Linked DNA regions of Mus musculus: all the other regions are linked to region 3. A link is a loop called in an ENCODE intact Hi-C map of the cell type or tissue named here. Cell type or tissue: left cerebral cortex. All regions are shown on one strand.

Evidence for each region. Peaks named below come from ENCODE experiments on the same cell type or tissue, not always from the same donor. Only the 100,000 strongest peaks of a DNase experiment are listed, where the experiment ranks them.
Region 1: it touches region 3 in a loop (3-fold over the local background); 4 of 42 quality-filtered maps call a loop at or near these places.
Region 2: a loop joins it to region 3, with 3 times the contacts of the local background. A loop is called at or near these places in 3 of 42 quality-filtered maps.

Annotation. Positions count from the first base shown.
Region 1 is chr4:127,364,613-127,372,612 of GRCm38, reverse strand. No RefSeq gene overlaps it. Among named protein-coding and RNA genes, the nearest start is that of Gjb5, 10 kb to the right of the region's middle. In left cerebral cortex, CTCF peaks have their summits at 1,954 (motif pointing right) and 4,081 (motif pointing left); a DNase peak (open chromatin) is centred at 4,036.
Region 2 is chr4:127,536,214-127,544,213 of GRCm38, reverse strand. No RefSeq gene overlaps it. Among named protein-coding and RNA genes, the nearest start is that of 1700080G11Rik, 65 kb to the right of the region's middle. In left cerebral cortex, a CTCF peak has its summit at 7,036 (motif pointing left); DNase peaks (open chromatin) are centred at 3,090, 3,435, 5,760, 7,020 and 2 more places; H3K27ac peaks cover 1,144 bases.
Region 3 is chr4:127,986,136-127,994,135 of GRCm38, reverse strand. Csmd2 (CUB and Sushi multiple domains 2) reads right to left here and starts at 6,092. Exons shown (of 71, transcript NM_001281955.1): 1 at 5,865-6,092. The coding sequence starts at 6,066. It also overlaps a transcript of CK137956 not described here. In left cerebral cortex, CTCF peaks have their summits at 1,285 (motif pointing left), 4,353 and 7,410; DNase peaks (open chromatin) are centred at 5,512, 6,225, 6,673, 7,325 and 5 more places; H3K4me3 peaks cover 4,243 bases; H3K27ac peaks cover 3,068 bases.

The DNA of each region.
Region 1 (8,000 bases), 620 kb after region 3:
ACGCAGAAGCCACTAACACGGTGTGCACTGGCTCCCCTCCTTTTGTCCAGTGTGTGTGTGTGTGTGTGTGTGTGTGTGTGTGTGTGTGTGTAAATCATGCACATGAATATAAGTGTTCAAATGTCACAGTATGCCCATAAAGATTAAAGACAACCTTGGGTGTCGGCCCTTGTCTTTCACCCTGAGACAGTGTTTCTTGTTCCCCATTGTGCTCTCTAGGCTGCCCTAACCCCAGGAATCTAGGGTCCTCTTGTCTTTGTCTCCATCTCCCTGGAGGAGCTCTAGCATTACAGGTATGGCCCACTTACTTGCCTGAACATAAGTTCTGTGGATCTGAGCTAAGCCTTACACTTGTGTAGCAAGCACTTCACTCACCGAGACAACTCTCCAGCCCTAGAAATGCTCACACACACAGACATACATGCATACACATATACATAAGTGCACACATACACACACATGTACGTACACACACACACACCTGTCAGTAACTCCAACCCTGCCCCCAGCTCACACTTTAGGAATCTCCCCAGGAGTTTCTAACACAGCTCAGATTAAGGTCTCCTCCTGAATCAGTGTAGGGCAGGGACAGAAGGGTAGGGTGTGCCCTGGCTCTGGCCTGGCCTATCTGTCGCTGTGTCATTGTCTTTCTGAGTCCACACCTGTCTGAGACCACTGGTCCCAAAGCAGCGACCCTGGGTGCATTTTGCCAGCACTTTGTCTCCACTACGTGAGCCCTGGACAAAAAGCAGACAAGAGCAGAGCGGTCCAGTTAGAAGCACACTGCCACTGGCTGACTGCTGGAGCCTGGGGTTGGACTGTGGGTGGGAACTCCCTCTGCTGCCCTGGACACTTGCACTGCATTCTGGGTGCTCATGAAACTCCAAGCACTGACTCACTCCATCTGAGCTGAAGCCAACTATTAGGGTGTTTTAAATATTGTCCAGGCGATTCTGTGAAAGGCTCAACATTCCGTAAGAGCTGCCCAACCTTCTTAAGTAGGTGTGGCTGAAGAGAGCTATGAATGGGCCCCATCACAAAAGGGTAAGCTTACTTCTGGCTTCATGACTTTCATCTCTTGTAACTCAGTCCCACTGTTCTCAAGCATGAACCTTGCAGATGACATCGTGTCCCAAAGTCAGAGGATTCCAACATGCCTGCCAGCTTTCCCATGACCACTGGGAAACCCCTTTGTAGACTCAGGGGAGATAAGGAATTGACTGAATTCACATAAGTAAAAAAATGGCAGAGATGGGATTTGAACCCAGACCGTGGGGTTGGTCACAATAAACTCACCGGGCTCCCAAAGGTATTTTTGTTATTTTGCCACCAGGGCAGTTTCTTCCTGTTAATCTCCTCACCATGCACCATGCACCATGCACCATGCACCATGCACCATGCACCACCCCATCCCACTGCCCCATGAAAACATTCCACTCCTCCAGGCTGCACCCACAGAGCTAAGATTTGAACCCAGATCCATGAAGGTGCAGGTCTGCCTTCTTCTTCCTCTCTGGGTGTGCACTGTGCAACAAATGCCTACTTAACCAACTTGCACGTATAAAAAGTGGCATTTGCTTTCTGATTGAGCCTCTGCCAGTGGCCGTGTGTGTGTGTCTGTGTGTGTCTGTGTGTCTGTGTCTGTGTATATCTGTGTGTGTGTCTGTGTGTCTATGTGTCTGTGTGTGTCTATGTGTGTCTCTGTGTGTGTGTCTATGTGTGTCTGTGTGTGTGTCTGTGTGTATCTGTGTGTGTCTGTGGGTACATGCTATACAAGTGCACCTGTGTGATGTGTGCATGTGGAGGCCAGAGACCAATGTTGTGTGTCTTCCTAAATCATTCTCCCCTTCTTGTTTTTGTTGTTATTGTTAATTGGGTTTTTATTTTATTTGTATGAGTGTTCTGCCTGCATGGAATTTTATGCACCATGTACATGCAATTCCCACAGAGGCCATCAGGGGGCATCAGATCCTCTGGAACTGGAATTGCCGAAGGTTGTGAGCAACCATGTGAGTAATGGGGGCTGTCCTCTGTTAGGGCAGCCAGTGCTCTGAACCACTATCTCTCTGTCTCTGTCACCTTGGTCTTTAAGGCAGGATCTCTCACTGGACCTGGAGCTTGCCAACTGTGCTATACTGGTTAGCCAGCGACACCCCCACACACACACACCCAGGACCTTCCTACCTCCCCTTTCCCCAGCACTGAGATGCTCACTGCCATATCCAGTGTAGTCACATAGATGCTCGGTATCTGCTCCCGGGTCCTCAGGCTTACATACCAAGTACTGGACTAACATCTGCCTGCCCAGCCCACAGTGCCTGCTGTGTTTTATAGTCAGAGCCTCTACAGTAGCTCAGCTACCGGACAAGACCCTCTCCAACCCTTCACCCACAGGGGCCTCAGCCCCACCCAAGACTGAATCAGAGATTCCTAGGGTCAGAGGACCCTGCAATCTAAGTTACAACCGTCCTGGAGGAGAAGCCTGTGCCACAGGCAGTCTGGACCCCTAGGGCTCAAAATGTCTTTGAAGCCTCATCCTCCTCCTTAACAGTCAGGCCGACTTTGCATTCTATGCCATGTTGTGTCAGGGTTGGTTTCAATATAAAAATAATGCCTATTGATTGCATTTTGACAAGGAACATGTATTACTTTTGTAATGTAAAATATTCAATTAATAAGTGAATATGGAGCTTCTAATTCCTTACCATCAAGTAAAATTGATGATCGAGAGAAATGCTAGTTTTTGGAGTGGGCCTTTATTAATTCCCAACACATAGGCGTCCCCAGGGGAATCCATAACTCATCCTGTCTCTCTTTCTCTCCACCAACAAATATTTTTTAAAGCATCTACTGTGTCCCAGACATGGAGGAGAGAGCCTAAGAGTACAGAGATGAGCGGAACAAACACACTGCCTGCCTTCAGGGAGCTTAGGGTCTGTTCTGTGGGGCCGGGTGTTAGCGTGCACACACAGACACAGGGAAACCACAATGTCAGGTGTGATGAATGTACTGAAGACAAAGCAAAGGGCACTTTGAGTAAGAGTAATGGGGGCATTAAGACTGTTTCCAAGAAAGTGACATTTAAATGGAGACATGAAGATGAGAAAAAGCTAGCCAGGTAAAAAGTAAGCAGGCAGCCATGCACCGGACCCAGGACCATAAACGTGGGAGGGAGGGGAGCAGCCGCTGCCCAGGCTCAAGCCCTTCCTGAGGCTGGGCTGTGGGAATCCCCATCTGCAGCAGTCTTGGAGGCAGGAAACAGGAATGAACTCACTCCCCGAGCTCTGAGAGGCAGCCAGGTAGCCCTGCTAGCCCCAGACCGACTTCAGTCTCTGGGCACAAAACCACCTGTGATCAGGCAATCAAGTTCCAGGCCACAGAAGCCCCTGGAAGGACCTGACGCCAGGTGGGATAGTGGGGGATTAGGGCTGGCAGGCAGCAGGTATGGGGCTGGTGAAGTCCCCTCTGAGGAGGGAAAGCAGAGAGCTGTTGTCAGGGCTAGTCTAAACCAGTCCTCTAGTGCTGTATCTCACCTAGAGTCTGGCAACAGTGCCTTGAAGAACCCACCCATGGGGGACCATCCTGTGTGTGCAGGCTGCCCTCCCAGCCTGAAGATTGAGCCTGGGGTTGAATTGGGCACATTTTGAGCTGCAGCTGTGGGGCTCTCAGACCCTGTTCTGATTCCCAACTGGCGTCCTTCCTGGCAAGCTGGGGACCATTCCTTTCTGCCTGCTGCCATACCATGAGGGGACTCCAGGCTTTGAACCCCAGCGCTTCTCGGCTAGTCTTGTGTCCCGAATCCTCTGCCACCAGCCATGCCATCTTCTTTCCCGTGTCTGGCATATCCGCCCATGTGCTCTCTGGGTGTCTCCTGTCTCTCTGTGAGGCCTTCCTGCTATCCACCATCCAGCTAGAAGGATTCAAAAGTGCATATACAGCCGTGAATTCCCAAACGTCTGACCTGGGGCCACTCCCTAGCTGGCAGGAAAGACAGCTGGTAACCTAACAGAGCAAGCCAGGAGCGTTGACAGCAAGGAGACAACCTGCGGTCAAGCCTGGGGCTCTGCTGCCACCCAGAGGCCGATCCAGGCAAGGCAGGCAGGTAAACTTGGGACCCAGCCCATCTCCCCGGAATCATCCCCTAGCACCCTGGCAGGTCAGCAAGAGACAATCAAGGGAGATATCAAAAGCAACAGCCTCAGTGGGCAGTGACAGCGTGACAGGACTCCTTGTGGGCCCTGAGTACACTGTCATTAGTCACCTGGCATGACTGGAAATTGACCTCTTCCTAAATCTGGCTCCCCCATTTAACCCCTCGAGCCAGAGCCCCTGCTCACAATATAGCACAGCCGGCCTCAGCAGGTCTCTCGTGCTTGCCAATCAGCCTCCTCTTCTGGAAGGACCGTCTTCTAAGTCCCTAGGTACTGGAACTAGTTGTATATGACCTTAGCCTCTTCAACTACTCCCTCCTCTGCCAGGGTGACCCTGGTTCCCTTGGGCCACCAAGGGCTTTATCGAGAGACTCATGGGTGTGAGGGTCACACTAGATCCTGAGGCTATGGTGGCGGTGAACACAGGCAGACGAGGTCCTCTTGTGGAGCTGACCTTGTACACAGGGAGACAGACAAGGAACAAGGCAGTTCCAGACAGCCATGAAGAGGGTGATGTCAGAGGGAATGGGGGTGGAGGTGACAATGGGGTCAGGATTAACTAGGCTGGGAAAAAAACCTCTGGTGTGCTGGTAATGACGGCTTTAAAATAAAATATATTATTTGAAATGTGTGTGTGTGTGTGTGTGTGTGTGTGTGTGTCTGTGTGTGTGTGTGTCTGTGTGTGTGTGTGTGTGTCTGTGTCTGTGTGTGTCTGTGTCCCTGTGGGAGGAAATGTGTTTGGGGCTTATAACCCAAAGCATATGACAATGATGGTATGCTGACTGTGGACTTCCAAGAAGGGACAAGACCAGCACAGTAAAGGGATTTCTTCCCCCTTTTCTCGTCCTCTTTCCCTCCCTCTCCTTGTGAGGCAGAATCTTTGGCCCAAGCTGACCTCAAATTCAATATGTATCTAAGGTCGGCCCTGAATTTCTGGTGTACTTCTCAAGCTCTGGGATTACATTCATGAACCACCCAATCTGTGGGGTGCTGGGACTCGAACCCAGGACTTTCGGCATGCTAGGCAAGTGCTCCGTCAACTGCCCTACAGCCCCAGGGATTGCTCACAAGCTCTCCCCCACTCACCCCTCACTTACTCAGAAGAAGCCAGCATCAATTCTACAGACACCCTGGTAGCCCCATGGAGACACTGGATGGCCGGCCTTGTGCTATGTTAGCAAGCCACTTTGGAGGGAGCTCTCCAGCACCCACACACACACACACACACACACACACACACACACACACACACACACACGCCCTCAGCAGACTACAAGCCATCATTCCTCAGAAGCCACAAGAGAGATTTCAGGCCAAATCCTCTAGGCCACACTACTCAGGATCCACCCAAGACAGGCAAGGGACACAGGACATGGAGCCCACCCTATCTTCACAACTCATGAAAATGTTCTCACTTATTTTTAAGTTAGAGGAAAGGAATCTGAGCCCGACTGATTAATATATTTATATTTATCTATAATGTATTTGGATTTATATCAACAGACCACAGAAATGTGACTTTTTATACTCAATTCAGAGGTAAGGTCAAAGCTACCTAAGTCCTATCTGTCACAGTGTGTGCCTGTCCTGACCTCTGTTCCAGGGCCATTAGCAGCCACTCTTCAGGAGGCAGGCTGGGAGCAGGGGCCACAGAGGCCACCACTGCAGGAGAAGCTAACCCTGACCCAAAGAAGACAGGGAAAGAAGGGATGGATACGGACAAAATGGAGCTGTGAGGAGATGCCCTGGGGTCCTGGAGAGAGAGGGTGGGGGCCCAGGTCTAGGAGACTGGAATTCCTGCTACATCTATGATAAGCCTCCTAGGAAAAACAAGCTTTAGAAGTTTGTCCTGGTTATCAGAGAAGCTCCACCCAAAATATACTGTGTGACCTTGAGGGAGTTACCTAAGGTCTCTGATCGTGACTCCTCCTCCTCCATGAAATCAAAAATGTTCTTACTTATTTTTAAGTTAGAGGAAAGGAATCTGAGCCGGACTGATTAATATATTTATATTTATCTATAATGTATTTGGATTTATATCAACAGACCACAGAAATGTGACTTTTTATACGCAATTCAGAGGTAAATCATATGGATGTAAATCAAAACTACATGTGCATTACATTAGAGGTATGTGGGTACAAGCCTGACTGCTGTGTGACTCCAGGAAGGTGACTTAGCCTCTCTGGCCTTCAATTTACTTGCTCTTTCCCTCCATCTCTGCTTTAGCCTATGGTGTTCTAGCTCCTTCTGCCAGGCAGCCTTTACCTGTATCTGATTTCTCTCTGAGCCTCTCACAGCCTCGGCCCTCCCCACCCCCACCCCAAACCCCTTGGAGTCCCATTAATTTTGAGATGCTGTCTGTGTGGATTGCCTTCTGGCCCAGTCCTGGGGCTCTGGGAGCTGTGTAATTATCCTCTTGGAGCCAAGGGGAGGTGATAAGCAGGCTTCGGAGGCTCCAGCCCTCCCTGCCTGGCTGCCTTCTACTTCAGGCCGCTCCCTAGGGAAGCTGATTGTGGAAGGCCTCTGAATAAGGGAGGGGCTCGTTAATTTCTGGAAAGTAAGAGAGATGGGATGCAGGGGTCCCCCTCCAACCTCCCTAAAATACAGAGGCCATAGGTAAACTAGGATGCCTTGTTTATCACAGGCTTCTGAGCCAGCCACTGTCTCCGACTAGGAGCCTCGAACTGCACTCCAAACCTGCTTAGCTAGCCTCTCCACACGCCCTTTGTGCCTCCAAGCCTGAATACACCTCCCCCCTTACCACCCTCCTCTCTACTGCCTCTCAAACCCCACCTCCTGAAGCAGCAGGCTCCCAGGCCACCAAGTCCCCAGGGCATCCTTAATGACTGCCTAGCGTTCTGCACCTGGATCCCGCAGATGACCAGGAAGAGAACCCCTCCTGGGCAGGCCAAACCCAGCAAACCTATTATTATCTCCCCCTCCCTCTTCCCCCTCCCCACTCCAGTTCCTCCTGCTTGAAGGTGACCCTTGCTAGCTGTCAACACCAAACTGCCTCTTCCCCTCCTGCCCCACCACAGCCCAAGCTGGGTCACAAGAGGGAATGTCCTCTTCTGCCTGCCTGTGATGGGGCTCAGTCCTATCAATAAAACAGGACTGAGGAAAGCCCTGACGTAGAGCCAGGAAGACGTGCTGAACTGAACGTTTGAGGAGTCAGCCTCAAAGGACGATACTACCAGGCAAGTAGCAGACCATGACAGACTTGCGGAGACTACAAAACGTAAGAGGAATGTCCCAGAAGGGGACATCTGCGCATCACCTCAAGCTACTGATGGCACATTCGATAGTGTCCCCACCTTGCCAGATCCTCCAGTGTTTCAAGAGTACCCTCTCCCCTGAAAACCTGGTCTCACCCGGAACCTCCAGTTTTAAATTAAACTGTTTCTTGAGCACCATGAAGCCCAGAGGAAATGTTTGCCTTGGGGTCAGCCATCTGCACTCCGATGTGTGTGCGGGGAGGCGGTGGGCCAGGTACATGCCACACAACACACAACAGGCATTGAACAGTCACTTCCTGCTCTGCCCTTTGCATTGATTCTCTTAAAGGAAGAAGGAGGAGGAAGAGGAAGAAAAAAAAAAGCTCTCCCATGCCCCCTACCCCAAATCCTTAGGCCACTAAGCTTCCCATCAGAGAGGTTGTTTTTCCCAACGCCACGTGGGCAGAAGGGAACTTTGTGCTTGGGTCTGACCCTCAGACTGGACAACGCCTTTGCTAGGATCTGAAGGTATCCTCCCAAATTCAGTGGTCAGCCATTTAACCTGCAATGTCACAGGGATCGGGGAGTTGGGGGAGGGGTGCTGTGGAGAGGTCCTGGAGTCATGAGGCTT
Region 2 (8,000 bases), 450 kb after region 3:
TCCGCCCTTGCAACTCTCCCCTACCTCCAAAAAGGAAGACAAAAAAATAAAAACAAAAGTTAATTAACTAATTAATTTGAAAATAGAAATCTTGCTGTAGAAGCCGCTGTGTGGCGTGGGCTGTAACCCTTTTGTCACACAGCTCTACTTGCAAATAAACGTTCATTGCAATGAGTCACTGGTCTGCCTGGAGGCCTCTGGCTTCTGCTACTCTGTCAATACTGGGACTCCTCTCAAATATCCCGTCATTGCCCTGTGTCGTGGAGATCCTGCCAGCAGTTCATAGATGGGGTAGATGTTAGGGTGGACCAACTCAAAGCCTTGGATCTGGGCCTGGGTGGTAGCTGAGTTGTTCAGCGGGCCAGCTCTCCCATGCTCAGGCTGTACTCCAGAACTGGTCCAGCTAGGGGCAGGGCCAGCTGTCCCACTCTTCACACATCAGGGTTAGCTCTCTGTTGCCCACACCACCAGCTCTACTGCGCTGCCTGGGTGAGGTGTGGATGGGGCCAGCTTTCCCGCTCTGGAATGGCATCTCTTCTGAGCCTATGCCACTGCTCAGCTGGTGAGGGGTGGAACCAGCTCACTTGATCTCACATTCTCCGTGCCAGCTCTCTCACACTGCACAGGCAAAGAAAGGACAGAGCCAGCTCTGTGCAGCCCTAGGACAACAACATGGCTTGTGGCAGGCTACTCCCATTAGGCTACTCCTCACCATCCTTGCATTTCTAGTTCCTCTTCTCTTTATAGTGTCCAAACTGTGACACTTCTCTTTCCCTCCCATTTCTCCTCCCACACCGTTGCACAGTCTGGTGGCACAGCTTGCCTGCCAACCTGCACTGACTACATCCCTGTCTATCTTACATCCTTCACCATGTGGTAGTGGGTGTGCCTCTGGGCAACTTCAGCACACCCAGGTCCATGTGGCTGCATGTTCCTCTTGAGTGTCTTCTGTACACGCTAATGCCATCATTAGGGCTTTCGGTCAACTGAGCCAGCTCTCACTAGCTTAGAATAGACAACCTGATCTACAAGTTCCCACAATGCTCTTTTATCAAAGTACATTTGACTCTACACTTAGCATTTTATCATCTCAGTTTGGGACAGACTCTGTCAACCCTGTGATCCCAGATTTCTGACCCAGATGAGTGGTGCTCTCTGGGCACTGAGCTCCCAGAGAGTCCCAGAAGTCTGGCTGGAAAGTGGCTCACGTCCAGCCATCTGTGATGATAGAGACACTCCTCCACCTTCGCCTACAGTGGGAGAGGTTGCACATGCTGCTTTAGGAGAGAGGAAGAAGGGATTTATTTCTTTTGGTGAGCATCTCCTGACTCCAGCATCACCATGACAACATCTGGAAGGTATCCCTGGCTGGAAGCCAAGACTCAGAAGACTGTTTGTTCCTGCCGTGGCACCGACTGACTGTCTCAGGTAAGTAGGTTCCAGGAAACTTTCCCCCAGCTGAGCAGGAGGACACGGGCAAATGCTTCATGAGCAAATCACACACACACCACATACACACATGTACATACAAATATACACATATATACACATATTGCATGCACATATACGCTCTCACACACATATACATACCACATATACACATACATACATATACACACACACATATATATACACATAAGCAAGCATAGATACATACAATACATGCATATATACATACACATATATACACATATTGCATGCACATATACGCTCTCACACAATATACATACCATATATACACATACACATATATACACACATATATATATACACATAAGCATAGATACACACAATACATGCATATATACATATATATGCACACACACACATATACACATATCACATACACATTTATATCATATATATACATATATATATATATACACATATATCCACACATACACACAAATGAGCATGCATACACTCAAACATACACACAAACACACATATGCACACACACACACACATACACTCCAAGAGCTTGGCCTTAAAACACAGGTTAGAGACTGACTCCTGGCAGTCAACTCCTTTTGAAATGTGCCTTGTTAGCGGCTGGTTCCATTGCTCACCATATCCTACCCCAAAGAACACCTACTTCTTCCTTCTCTGCAGATCCTGGCAACCTCAAGGATGGCTCTCCCCATGACCAGTTGATCCAAATAGATCACAGTCACACAGAAACGCTACAAGTTTTCATTCCCAGCACAAGGCCAGACACTGACAACATACTCACTATTTTTTAAAAAGGAAGGCACCCTGGTCTCCCTAGAAAACAGACTTTATGGCCAAAATGAATACCAGAGCCTGTTCATGCTGGTATCCAAGGTAAGAGAGGAGATGCAAGGATGGACAGGTTAATGCAATCCAGCCCACTGCCTCGGAGACATGGCGGTATTGTTAGATTGCTGCACTGTGGGGAAAGACACTCACAAAGCTCCTCTCAAGTCTGCGCTTAAGACTTATGCTTTCGATGGTTTGGCCAGGGCAACAGTCCCATCACAGAGGCCTGAGGACCTCATGATTGGCAGTCTGGAGTAGGAGGAGATTCCAAACCAGCAGCCGTAGGAGGAAAGACGGAGCTGATTGACAGGTAGTGAGCTCCCCCTTGCCCATCACTGTGGTTCAAGCGAACGCTAGGAACCACAGAGGCACGTGTGAATAGAGGAGTCAAGCAAACACTAGGAACCATGGAGGCATGTGTGAGCAGAGGAGTCAAGAACCTTTTTCCTGCCCTGCACCCATGACTCTGCTGCCTTTCGTCCTGTCTGCACAGGCTGGTCTCTTCACACCACAGCTCTTGTGCCCTAACTACTTTAAGGATCTATTTCTTTGGCAGAAAATAGTGGCGTATCGAACCACGGCCAAGCCGGCCTTCTTCTCTTTCTCTGTCTGTGGCACCTCCCCAGCAGCCCACACCAGCAGCCTTGCTCTACTGCCTATAAATACAGAGAGTTCTGCCCAAGGAAGAGGACTTTCATCTTTATAGGAAAGCTTGCAGGGCCTGGAAGATGACTCCATGGTTAAAAGCATGCACTGTCCTTTCAGAGAACCCAAGTTGGCTCCCAGTACCCATGTCGGACGGCTCATAGCTGCCTGTAACTCCAGCTCCAGGGCACTGGGTGCCTACGCCTCCCACAGGCACCTGTATTCACATGCATACACATGTGCACATAATTTTAAAAAAGAAAAGAAGGGGAAAAGGAAGCAAGCAAGCAAGCCTTTTAGCACCAAAAAGTAAAGATGGTATGAGTAGGGGTGGGGACCTAGTTCTCTCCATCCACCTTCCCCAGAATGGTGTTCCCTGAGGGGCTCTACAGCGGGATTGCCTTTGCCTGTCCCTGGAAAGAATGAGCCGCTGGGAGAAGGCATCTCTGCTCCCACATTGGGTCCAACTCAAGCCTGGTGCTAGAGAGAAGAGCTTTCCCGGCAGGGTGGGGAAAAAGCATAACCAGCTGCCCAGCCTCCAGTAGCAACTCAACGGAAGTAGGAGTCACTAGCTGCCTCCTACCACAGAATGGACTTAGATCCCAAGCGCCTGGCCACCTTGTAGAGAACAGCTGTGGTCCTGATTTAGAAGGCTGAGGCAGAACAATCTTAAGCTCAAAGTCAGTTTGGACTACATAGTGAAACCCCATCAAAAAGACAGGAAGGAGGTAGGAAGGGCAGGAGGGAAAGAGGGATGGAGGGACGGAGGGATGGAGGGTCCCAAAAGTGTGTGACTTCTCACACAATTACACTATTCTCCCTCATGTTTCTTAGTAAGAATTAGGGATAAATTCTTGTCTAGTAAGACTGGGTGGGTAAGCTCAAATAGGTGTGTGTGTGTGTGTGTGTGTGTGTGTGTGTGTGTGTGTGTGTGTGTGGTGTATGTGTGTGTGTGTGTGTGTGTGTGTGTGTGTGTGTGTGTTCATGCATGTGTGCATGTGGGAGCCAAAGGTCAACTTCAGGTATTGTTTCTCAGATGTGACTCTTTAGTTCAATTTCTCACCAGCCTTCTTAAACTTAGTCTGGGCTGGCTAGCCATCGAGTCCCTGGGATCTGACTGTCTCTACCTCCCCAGATCTGGGGTTACAAGCACGCAGTGACACTTCCTGGTTTTGAACTCCGATACTCATGCTTGCATGATAAGTGCCTTACCAAGTGCTATTTCAATAAAATGCTTAAAATGAAAGTGTGGTACGTACTTGTAAGGAAACGGAAAGCAAGATGTCTCGCTTGAAGGTCAGTTTTACTCAGCAGGGAGAGAATCAAGGGGCAGAGTGCTAACTCAGAGACAAAGGCCACAGAATTAACTCAAATCCAGACTCAGACTCCCTGATTCCTGCATGAGCAAAGTGGAATCGTGCACCAAGCCTTCCTTATCTCCGACCTGCTGCCAGGGTGCACTGGGGTAGCTCTTGGGCAGCCACATTTGAAGAATGCGACTCCATCTCACAAGCACATGTAAACCAATCCATGTGAACCAGGGAACAAGGCTTGGAGTTGAGAATGAGTCTCGCTAACAGCAGCTCTTTGGGGGTCAAGCAACAACAGCAGCCATGACATCCCCAGGGCAAAGCGTTAGGAATTCAGATCTTGGTAGAGGTTGGGTCCTGAGCAGCCCCATCTCCAGCTTTATCCCCTCTGATTCCCACACTGTCTAAAGCCAGAGAAGTTTCGCCCTACTGGTGAATGCATCTCCGAGCTGTCACCGCTAAGTTTCTCCCTCCGAGGCTATTCAACGACTTCTTTAAATTCTAGGAGACACCCGAATATATTTTCAATAAATCAAATATATTTTCTCCTTAAGATACTTCAAATTGGTTTCTACAACTTGCCACCCGAAGAATCCTAACTACAGCCAGGAGATCCTGAGATAACACAAGTAGACGGCTCTATTCCCAAGTCAACACCGCTTCCCAAAGCTGGCCCACAAAGAAAGCTTTGCCACCAGCCCAGCCCCTGCTCCTCCGGGGAGAACTGTCTTATACCCTCTCTTGCCCGCTTTCACACAGACATGCCTTGAAACTTGTCTTTCATGAACTTATTTTCTCAACTGACTTAAGATTTCGAAGCAACAATTATGCATATTTATAGGATACAGAGGGGTTTTTTTTTTTCCTTTAAAAACAGCCTCTTGTATATCCTAAGCTGGCCTAAACCCACGTATAGTCAAGGAGGCCTTGAATTTGTAATCCTCTGGTTTCCACAGTTGGAGTGCTGGGATTACAGGCATGTGCCACCATGTGGTAATTCACACAGTGCTGTGGATTAAACCCAAGGCTTTGAACGTGCCGGGCACAACACTCTACAACTGCCCAGCCCCCAATGGGATGCATTGATATGCATGTATAAAAGAATCAAACTGGGCTAGTTGATATGTCCACTTCATCACAAACATTATTTTTTTTGTGTGTGATGGATTTTGAAACATGAAAAATCTCATCATTGCATCCTTGCCAATTCTGTATGAGAAGCCTCAGGACTAATCCCCTGCTCGTGGGAACTCAAGTCCCCTGTGACCAGCATTTCCTGATCCTTCATCTTTACCATCTCAGCTTGGAATCTGCCAGGTCATTGCAGCACCTTGATTTTTCTCCTCTTTAGTCTGTGCATCTATTTCCTCCCAGTCTTCTCTGTTCCCCAGGATGGAAGCAGCTCCCATTTGCTCCCAAGAAAGCGTGTATCCTCCTTTATACAGAGGAAGCTGGAAGCTTCCAACAGTAGCATTCAGGCTCATAGACTTGTAAGATCCACCACCTTCAGACTCCAACCTGGTCTGCCTCCTGTTTCCAGGTCCCCTGAGCACCGCCGGAGTTAACCCAATTCCTCGGCAACCTTCCTCCTCAAACTCCGATTTCCTGATCCTGAGTGAGGGGGAAGAGCTGAGCAGAGGGTTTCTCCCACCCTGAAATCTGGAGACTGTGCTCAGCAAGCAACAGATTTTAGCCCTTATCTGTTTCTCTGCCTGCATATCTCTCTGTGTCTCTCTCTCTCTGTCTCTGTCTGTCTGTCTGTCTCTCTCTCTCTGTCTCTGTCTCTGTCTCTGTCTGTCTGTCTGTCTGTCTCTCTGTCTCTGTCTGTCTGTCTGTCTGTCTGTCTGTCTCTCTCTCTCTCTCTCTCTCTCACACACACACACACACACACACACACACACACCTTTTCTGTCAGATATTTGTGTATGTGTATCTGCATATATCTGTGTCTGTATGCTTATGCATGTGAAATTGTTCACAACAATTTCAGGTCCCAAGAGCCATTCATAAGTCTGCTATTCATTTATCTGCCAGCATAATAAACCTGGCAAGGGCTAACTTGTAATCCCCAGGTCCATTTCCATCAAACAGCAGAACGGCTCGGTGCTTCCCAGAATCCATTTGGTTCTGGTGTGTGCTCTTCTGAGAGAGCCCTGGTCCTCCTACTTTAAAAATCTATCAGAGCAGGTAACTCCCTCCTTCAAGGTCTTTTCTGGAGAAGCCCTTGGCAGCCGTCATAGCACCATCATTGCACCGACCTTGTGTAGGCTGAGGGGCTCCGAGCCTCACGAGCCATGCATGGCTTGCATCAGCTGGGACCCTTTCTCCAACGTCTTCCTGTCATCATGGCGGCTCCTGTCCTGTCCTGAACTCACACGAAGCTGAGGAGCTCCTCTTGCTCCGCTCCTCTCTAGCCCCGCACTCGATTTTTCTGTTCTTTTGATTTTCACCATTTCTACCTCATCTTATTTGGCTGATTACTGTTGATGGCATGGGCAAGCATATTTTTTTTCATGTTGTTTGATTTACTCCTTTACAATCATGCCACTGTCTGGAAAAAAAATTACCCCATTTTCACTTACAACATCCATTTTCTCACTGCTTCCAATTTCTGCAATTATTATTCCACTTTGGTTTCCATCGTAACCATATGTCTCTTCGAAGTAGCATTTCCAACATGCTAGCTGCCTCTGCACTTATTGGTCATAATGATAACATTTGGAAAACACCTTCTATCTGAGCACAAACACTGCAAACATGCTCTAACAAAGCAAATGACAGCCAAGAGGAGCTGCTGGCGCCATCTGTCGGTGGCAGGAAGAGTTGAAGTTGTTTTACAACAGAGTGGACAAACTTTTATTTGTAAATAAAGTTTTATTGGCACACTGCCATGCCCCTCCATGCAGGCTCTACAGACGTTTTTGGTTTTTTTTGTTGTTGTTGTTGTTGTTGTTGTTGTTGTTTTTCTTTTTTTTTTTTTTTGAACTGCACTGGTGGTGGAATGTTTCTGATGGAAACTGTCACAGTACGTCTTCATTGTCAACCTGAAGGGGTATAGGATCATCTAAATCAGAGCTTGTGGTGAGGGGTGCCTCTTGTGAGGATGTTTGTAGAGAGGATTAACTGAATGAGCAAGAAAGACTTATCCTGAATATGTGGGTCATCATCCCATGGCCTAGGGGCTCAATGGAATTAAAAGGTTAAAATGCACAGCAAACCTACCACCAGCATCTCTCTTCTTTTAGGCTGGCCATGTGAGACTCCTGCCACCACCATCTGCCCCCATGACGTTCTGCCCAAGCACGAGGGTCCCAGTAACCACAAACAAGCCCCTTTTGTGATCATCAGACCAAATAAACCCTCTTCCCTTTACTTTGTTTCTGTCAAGTATTTTGTCATGGCAACAACAAAAAAGGAAACTAGCAAACCCTTCTGTGTGATCCTTAAAGTATAACCTACAGTTGTCCCCTGTACCTACCAGGGCTTGGTTCTAGGTTTCCTTCCACAGACATCGATACCCATGGTTATACAAGAGTCTTTCACAAAATGACTCAAATTTCTCCTTTAGTATATACAGATCTTTCCAAGCATTTTACAGCGTCTCTTGGTTACTTACAACAGCTAACGGGATGCAAATCCTGAAGGGCTCATTGGTAAAGTATATCACTTAAAGAAGGGCCTGTGTTTGGTACAGACACAATTTTTAAAATATATTTCCATCCATAATTGTGAATCTACAGAGGCATGTGGAATGCATTGATGCTT
Region 3 (8,000 bases):
TCATGTAGCTATGTTATTTTAAGTAACACACACGCACACGCACACGCACATGCACACACACACTCCTCATGGTGATTTCTAGAAGAGAGTTGACGGCCTCTTAAAGATCAGGTTCAGTTTCAAATTTGCTAAGGATACAGCAACAGCGAAGTGGAAAGTGCAATGGAGTTTTCAGTGGGAAAACTCTCCCCAAAAAGGAGAGCCAGGAGTCACGAGCTCCTGCTCTACCCAGGCATCGGATGACGATGGCTCAAGACCTGACACAATGGCTTTCTGAGCATTGGACTTGATGTGAGTAGCCTTGATGCACCCGGCTTGTACCAGAAGCACTTCTCTGATTACGGCTCCTGGGGGTGGCCACCCAGGACTCTCCCTGAAGAATGAGCCATTGAAGTTGGATTGGGAAACCCCATACTATTTTAGGGCCTACGCCATGTGGGAGAAAGTATAAATGAGGGCTTTGTCGCCCCCAGAAACTTCAAAGTTCAGGCAAGAAACTGAAGCTCATAGGGTCTTGGGGAAGAAGGTGAAAAAGGTTTTACTCTCACACTATGTGGGCAAGCCTAAGCCCCAGCAGCCGAGTTCTACCTAGATAGCTGTTGGCCGGCCTTAAGAACAAAGTGACTTTGCACTCATCCCAGACATCTGCACTGAAGATGGAGGAAGTATGGCTTTTATGATGACTAGAAGCTCAGGGTCCACGGCAGGAGGATTCCAAGTGGCTGATACCGCGTGTGTCCCCGGAGATGAATGACATCTGTAGGAATGTATAAGGGATCCTGAGTCAGGTAGACCTGGGTCCAAATCCTGCCTGGGACACTGCTGTAGAAACTGACTTAATCCATTAGAGCTGGAGACTTTACCAGTGAGCTCTCGGTGAACCTTAGCTAAAGCTGTCACTCCCCTGGCTGCCCAGACAAGTTTCTGAAAACCCTAGCTCGAAGGATGCATGCTAAAAGCACGCAGCCTCCCCGCCTGCCTCCTTTGTCCTCCGTGTTGCTGCTCAGATCCGTCTTCCCCTTTTAAGCTGTATCTTCCCAAGGCAAGTGTAGCCCTGGTCAGCTTTCTTTCTCTTTTGGAATCTTATCCCTATCATGGGAATGACTGTTTCTTTGGAGTTTGGGGATCCCTGTGCCTCAGAGAGCTCTGAAGATCAGCCAGATCTCTAACAGGAGCATGTATTCTGCTGAGCAATTGGATTCCCTGAAGCCTGCTCTCATGACCATGACGGTGACGATGAAGTGGGTAAGCCAGGCACAGGAGCCGCTGCTGTCAAAGCCACCTGCTGGCTTCCTCTGAACCAACAGAACCCATCAGTGTCTAAGACCCTGCACACTAAGCTTTCCAGTTCTTTAATTCTAGCTTCCCCTTGAACAGTCATACAGTCACCAACCCTAGCTACAGAACTGCCTACTAAGCTATAGTCAGCCTATTTATTAACACACACACACACACACACACACACACACACACACACACAGTCAGACACATCAACTGTAAATGAGACTTCAAGCCCAAACACACCTTGATGACTGAGCAGTTAACCGCCTTTCCTTGGGCATTCCCCTGTGGGGAGCTGGGGACAGGGGGTGGGGTTTGAGGACTTGTGGCTATGCTTCTAGAACCTAGAACACTAGCTCACCAACCTGTGACATTTAGTTGTAAGGAAACACACCTGGGAAGTCAGGGTCTGTCACTGTGTTACCTCTACATACAGCTGGCTTCCCTCATCCCTGAAACTCGGTCTTGCATCAACAATCCCTGGAAAACAGTCCACGGAAGAGAATTTCGAAAACCATCTGCTGGTGGAAGAGCTGTCCGTCAAACAGCAGCTCTATGCTGAGCAGGCCTGGCAGAGCTGGGTGCTGGGGCTACTAAGAGAATTAAAGCACTGTTCCTTGGTGCTCAGTTTTGTAGTTGAGACCAACACTTTTACATTAACTGGGTACCATGACAGAACAGTGGGTCCTTCTGATGCAAGAGACAGACTAAAAGTTAGCCCTTAAGTGACAAGCAATGCAAAAGACGTTGGCTAAAATTTAGTTTTTAAACCATAAAGGTGAGGAGATGGGAGAAAAAAAATCAGAACTCCTTAATATAGAGTTTAATATCTGTCCTAGTTGAAAGCACTTCTAAAGAACGAGGGGAGTTACAGAGACAAAGTTTGAAGCTGAGACGAAAGGATGGACCATCTAGAGACTGCCATATCCGGAGATCCATCCCATAATCAGCCTCAAAACGCTGACACCATTGCATACACTAGCAAGATTTTGGTGAAAGGACCCTGATATAGCTGTCTCTTGTGAGACTATGCCGGGGCCTAGCAAACACAGAAGTGGATGTTCACAGTCAGCTATTGGATGTATCACAGGGCGCCCAATGGAGGAGCTAGAGAAAGTACCCAAGGAGCTAAAGGGATCTGCAACCCTATAGGTGGAACAACAATATGAACTAACCAGTACCCCGGAGCTCGTGTCTCTAGCTGCATATGTATCAGAAGATGGCCTAGTCGGCCATCAGTGGAAAGAGAGGCCCATTGGTCGTGCAAACTTTATATGCCTCAGTACAGGGGAACACCAGGGCCAAGAAGTAGGAGTGGGTGAGTAGGGGAGTGGGGGGGGGGAGTTATGGGGGACTTTTGGGATAGCACTGGAAATGTAAATGAAGAAAATACCTAATTTTTAAAAAGCGAGAAGACATCCCAGCCTTCTCTCTCTCTCTCTCTCTCTCTCTCTCTCTCTCTCTCTCTCTCTCTCTCTCTCTCTCTCTCTTTCTCTTCCTAGGCTCTCATTCCAAAGAAAAGCAGCAGTTCTGGAGAAGAAAGGAGGGTGTCTAATTTCAGGTCTCAGTGGCCAACAACATGGAAGGAAAGGAGGGCCCACCTAAGGCTGGGTACCTGGGCATCTCTGGAGGAAAGACATGAGTGCTCCGGCCTTGAGAAGGTGCCTTGAGGGCAGGTGCCTGCGCAGGCTGCGTAGACTGAGCTTATCTACACACTAGGAAGGCAGCAGACACCACATTTGGCAGGACAGACCTGTCTGGAAGCATGTGAACAGTATTAGAGGACTAAGCAGGCTGAGCTCACCAGGAGAGTGAGGACCGGCTGATTGATTGTTCCTGGGCACCATACTTCAAGGAGGAAGCTGAGTGTTCGTATTAGAGAGGGAGAGGTGGTGAAACCCGGAATCCTAACGGACTGCAATGGAGTGGTTCAAAGGGCCGGGACCATAGGCACAGGCAGGGGAAGTACAGGGGGGTCAGCAGTGAGGTGATCGGGTGATAGGTACGTTTCAATGCCAAGCTACAGGGAATGGCTAGGAGCAGGGAAAATGGATGAAATACCCGCCTTTGAAGAGAGTTTGGGCAGACAGTGGTTGAATGGGCTCAGGAAGGCCAAGCAAGACATCTTCTTGGTGTGTTTTATGTGAAAGATACAGGTGTTTGCAGGCCGAGGGGAAGCAGGTTTCAAGGAGAGAGGATGACTGAGGGAAAGTGGGGGTGGGGGGGCAGGTAATTGAAGAGAGGTCTCTAGGGAGGCTGGGGTCCTACAGCGGTGGAGGAAGGAGTGTGATGGGAGGCAGGCCAGGAAGGATGGAGAGGAAGGAAACAGGCATGGACAAGGAAAACACACACACACACACACACACACACACACACACTCACACACACACACGTACATACACACAAATCCTCACAGTCCATCTCTCCAGCCCAGGGAAGTACTAAATGCCCCAAAGCACATTTCATGGTCAACAGTATGCAGAGATCACAAAAAGAATGCCTCTCCCATACCTCTCACACCACTTCCTGCCCACCTCCCTTCACTAACTCCATTTCCAAATGTCTGCTGCCTACAAGGCCGGATAGTTGGTGGAAATGCACAGGAAAGCTTCCAAAAGAAGTGAGCGCTCTGGGAGCCAGGTCTGGGCCCACCAGAGAGCAACTGCCCCTCCTTTAGACACACATACACTCCAACTTAGGTACCTACCCAAGAGACAACGACAAATGGATCTCAAAAAGGCAGCCTTCCAGCACTGCAGAATACTGTGCAGGCCCGGGTGAGTTGGCCTTTTTCTCTCCCCAGGGGCATGGCATACTCAAAGGGGCAGGGGCAAACCTAGCAAGGAAAACAAATCTAGCAATCCCAAACAAGTTCCAATTGGCCAAGGCAAAGGGGGCCTTTGCCTGGACAAACATCCAATGGGCCCCACAGCAAGTAACAACGGACCCCACAGCTCATGTGATAAGTCTTGGTGACCAGAAGCATTTGGTGTGAGCGGCCTCCCGGTGGGTGTGGGTGTGCGGAGAGGCCTAAGCTGAGAGAGGCACGCGCACCGCGGGCGCCCCTCTCTGGGTGTCAGTGGCTATGACTTCTTAGGATTACCTGAGAAAGTCCGGTCAAGTAGGGATAAACAGACAAGACTGTCTTGGGGAGCCCTCCCTGACAGGAAACCCCAACACTGAATGGTTATATGGTGAATGACAACGTCTGATGGGACATTTCACAAGATGCTGAAAGCCAGAGAGGGCATGAGAGTTTTTACCACACACTGGCCAACCACGGGAGGGGGCACACTTTCCAAGAAGCGCCAGGGCTTGGGGATGGCCCAGGACAAGGCTTGAGAGGCTCAACCTGTGGTTTTAAAACACCAAGCAAACAAGCAACAACAACAAAACCACTACTGTGGGGCGGGGTGTCCCGGCTCCAGGCCCAGGCATCAGGTGCTTCGGGTGTTCTTCCCCAGCGGGTGTCAGCATCCAGTAAAGTGAAAACGCAGCTCCAGGCATCCCCGTTTGGACCGGTCCCCCCACGGGCACACGGAACTTTCTAGGTTGTGGCTAAGCATCTGAAGGTGCCGTGGGTAAAGTAGAAGACCAGTTGAAACCAACAACCTTTAGAGCAACTGGGCTCACTAAAGGGTCCACATGCCTCTCTCCCAGGAACTGTAAGCTGCAACCACACATCCATCCTAAAGTCCCGCGACTCTCCACACCCTTCAGGTCTGTCCGGGCTGGCTTAAGGAGATCGAGTCTGCCACCCGAGCCACGGATGCCGCAGCCCAGGCGTTTGGCTGCAGCAGGGCGCGGGAAAGGGCACTTTGGCGCGGAGTAGGAGCCAGTAGAGGGGATGTGTCGGCACGGACCCTGGCAGTGACATTCCCCCTCCTCCCTCCCCACCCGGCACGACCTCCTCCTCCACCTCCAGTGGTTCAACCCCCCTTCAGATCTTCACATGAGCCCTTCAAGAAAGATTGCACGGACCCCCGACCTGGGCGCGCGCCCACCTGCATCCCGCCCCCAGCCCAAGCACCGAGGGGGCGGGCGGAGGGCGTCTGAGGAGGTGGGTGGTGACCGCAGTCTCAGGGCTGTTTGGGCGGGGGCAAAGGCTTTGGTCGGAGAAAATGGGCGGGGGCAGGGAAAGACAGACCCTCCAGACGCGGAGGGGGCGCGCCGAGACTCTCCAACCCCCAGGACGGGTGTGCCAGGCGGAATGGGGAGAGATGGGGGAGTATGGCTCTGGGAAAGTTTATCCCGGAAAAGCTTGGCATCTTGGGGGGCTGGGAGACAGGAGAAACTGAAGCCACAGTCCAGGTGGCCCGCAACCCATGGAGGGGGATGTCTGTCTCCCAGGCCCCCCATACCGGCCGGATCCGGCTAAGTTGTAGCTGGGGTTGGGGACATCCATGAGGGTAGAGGTGAGGATGTGGTCGAAGATGGAGTAGGTGATCTGGGCAGACAGAGAGGAGGATGAGCAGCAGGGTGGGTAATCGGAAGAAGGAAGCCAAGCCGAGGTGGGGGAAGGGACTGGGACCGCGTCGAGGTTGGGTGGGCTCGGGTGGGGCGGGCGGCGCGGTCAGACTCACCCGCGGCAGCCGAGGCACTGAGCAGCCCCCAGCCCAGCAGCAGCAGCAGCGGTGGCGGCGGTGGTGGCGGCGGTGGTGGTGGCGGCGGGCGGCCCCAGCGACTCCCGGTACCCGGCACAAGCGCCCAAATCCCGATTTCGCCGCGAGCCCTCACTGCCGGGCAGCCGCAACATCCTTGCTCCGGTCCCCGCGAGCGCGGCATAGCGCGGCCAGCAGCCCGAGGGAGAGGCTTCGCCCGCCGCCGAGGAGAAAGGAGGTCAGGAGAGCTCTGTAGCTTTTTTTTTTTTTTTTTTTTTTTTTTTTCTTCCTGCTCCGGGAGGGGGGGAAAAAAATCCCGGTACGCGGGAGCCCTGAGCTTCTGCGGCTGGAATGAACCAAGTGTCCGCCCGGCCGGGGAGAGGCGCGCTGCGCTCTCGGAAATGACTCGCTCCAATCCCGCTTCGCGGGGTTCGCGCCGGGGGGCGGGGGGGGGGTGAATTATCCCCGGATTAATCACTCCGGAGCCGCTTCTCCGCCGCTCCAAATGCTGGGGGTGGAGGCGCAGTTAAGGAAAAAAAAAAAACTGGATGGGGGGGTGTTCTTCAGCGCCACCTGCACCCCCTAATAAACCACAAATTACATCTAAAGGGTTGTTTATTCCTATTTGTTCTACAATTGACCAGTTTCTTTTAAGTTCAGTCCTCCGGTTTTCATGTAAAAGATCACCATCAGTACATCCCCTCCCGTGTACACACACACACACACACACACACACACACACACACGCACTCACGCACAGAAACACACACTCTTGCATACTCAGGCACACACACACACGCCTCCTCCACGTTTGGAAATGGGAATACTGTCTGGGGAGAGGTAACCAAAGAAGATTGCAGTTCCCCGGAGTCGTGGGTCTTGCGAGAAAATCTTGGGTACTGGCTTTGAACTTGTAGTCTTGGGTCTGGGGAGGACACTCTGGAGCTCAGCTAGCTGTAGCCCACCCCAGGAGATGGGTTCGTGGACACAGAAGAAGACAGGGTTAAGAATTGAAGGGTGAGTGAAACAGGAGGGGTGGGGGTGGTGAATGGTCCCTTCATTCAGTCCAGGGCAGTCCTACCCCTAGTCTAAGACAAAACCGCAGGGATGTATACTGAGATTGGGGGCGGGAGCGGGTATGGGATTGATGGAAGTGTTGTGTACGAGTCCCTTGAACAATTTACCCTCTAATTTAAGTGACTGGACTCTGCTTGTCCCCCATACCCACCCAACCAGGGCCCCAAACCAGATGAGTTTCTCCCAAGGAAGTGAACCCTTATCTTCTACAGGCTGGTAGCGGCTGCCTTCAGACCCACAAGGGCGCAGCGTAGTTCCCCCCCACACACACACACACACACACCAACCCCCCTCCGCCTCAGCAGCGGTCTCAGGCTGGTCTACCCTAGGCTGCTCTGCCAGTCACGAGGGCCCCTTCGTTGCCTACGCCAAACTCTTGCCTAGGGCGAAGAGACGCCTAGGGAGATGAGGGAGGCCGGAGAGGACCGCGAGCAACATGGCAGGGGGAGAAGGCTCCGCCTGGCGAGCGCAGCGTAAAAGCACCTGCCGATGTACATCCCACCCCACCCCCCTCTGCCAGAGTCACCCAGAGAGGCAGATCTTGCGTTTAGGCAGTCTGGCAATCAAGTGATTTGGCCAAGCTGGCGTTCTGTCATCCTGGAGGCTCAGGAGCCCGGGAACCCTGATGGCGGGCGGCGAGGCCGGGACATTTCCTGGGAAGGGTTAAGAGAGGGACTTCAGGGTTGGCAACTTGGGTTAGGGGGTTTCTGCAACCCAAGTTGACCAGCTGTCGGCGGCGAGCCTGTGAATTTCTCAGGAAAGGCGTACAATAGGGCTTCGGGGTTCTGTCTGGGATTGGAGTGGAGGGGGATATGGAGGAGGAGTGGACGCTACTTCTTATTCCCACCAAAAACTTGCTCCACAGAGCCACACTTTCTCAGAGCGCTTGGTACGAGTCTTTCTCTTTCTGCCCCAACCCCAACCCTGGCGGTTCCGGTTTCCCTGCATGAGCTCATCCCACAGCTGGGGAAGGCGCCTGGTGGCCCCCGGAGTGGGTATGGAGAATCCTGTGAATCGCGGGTCCCATTCCCCACCCCCATC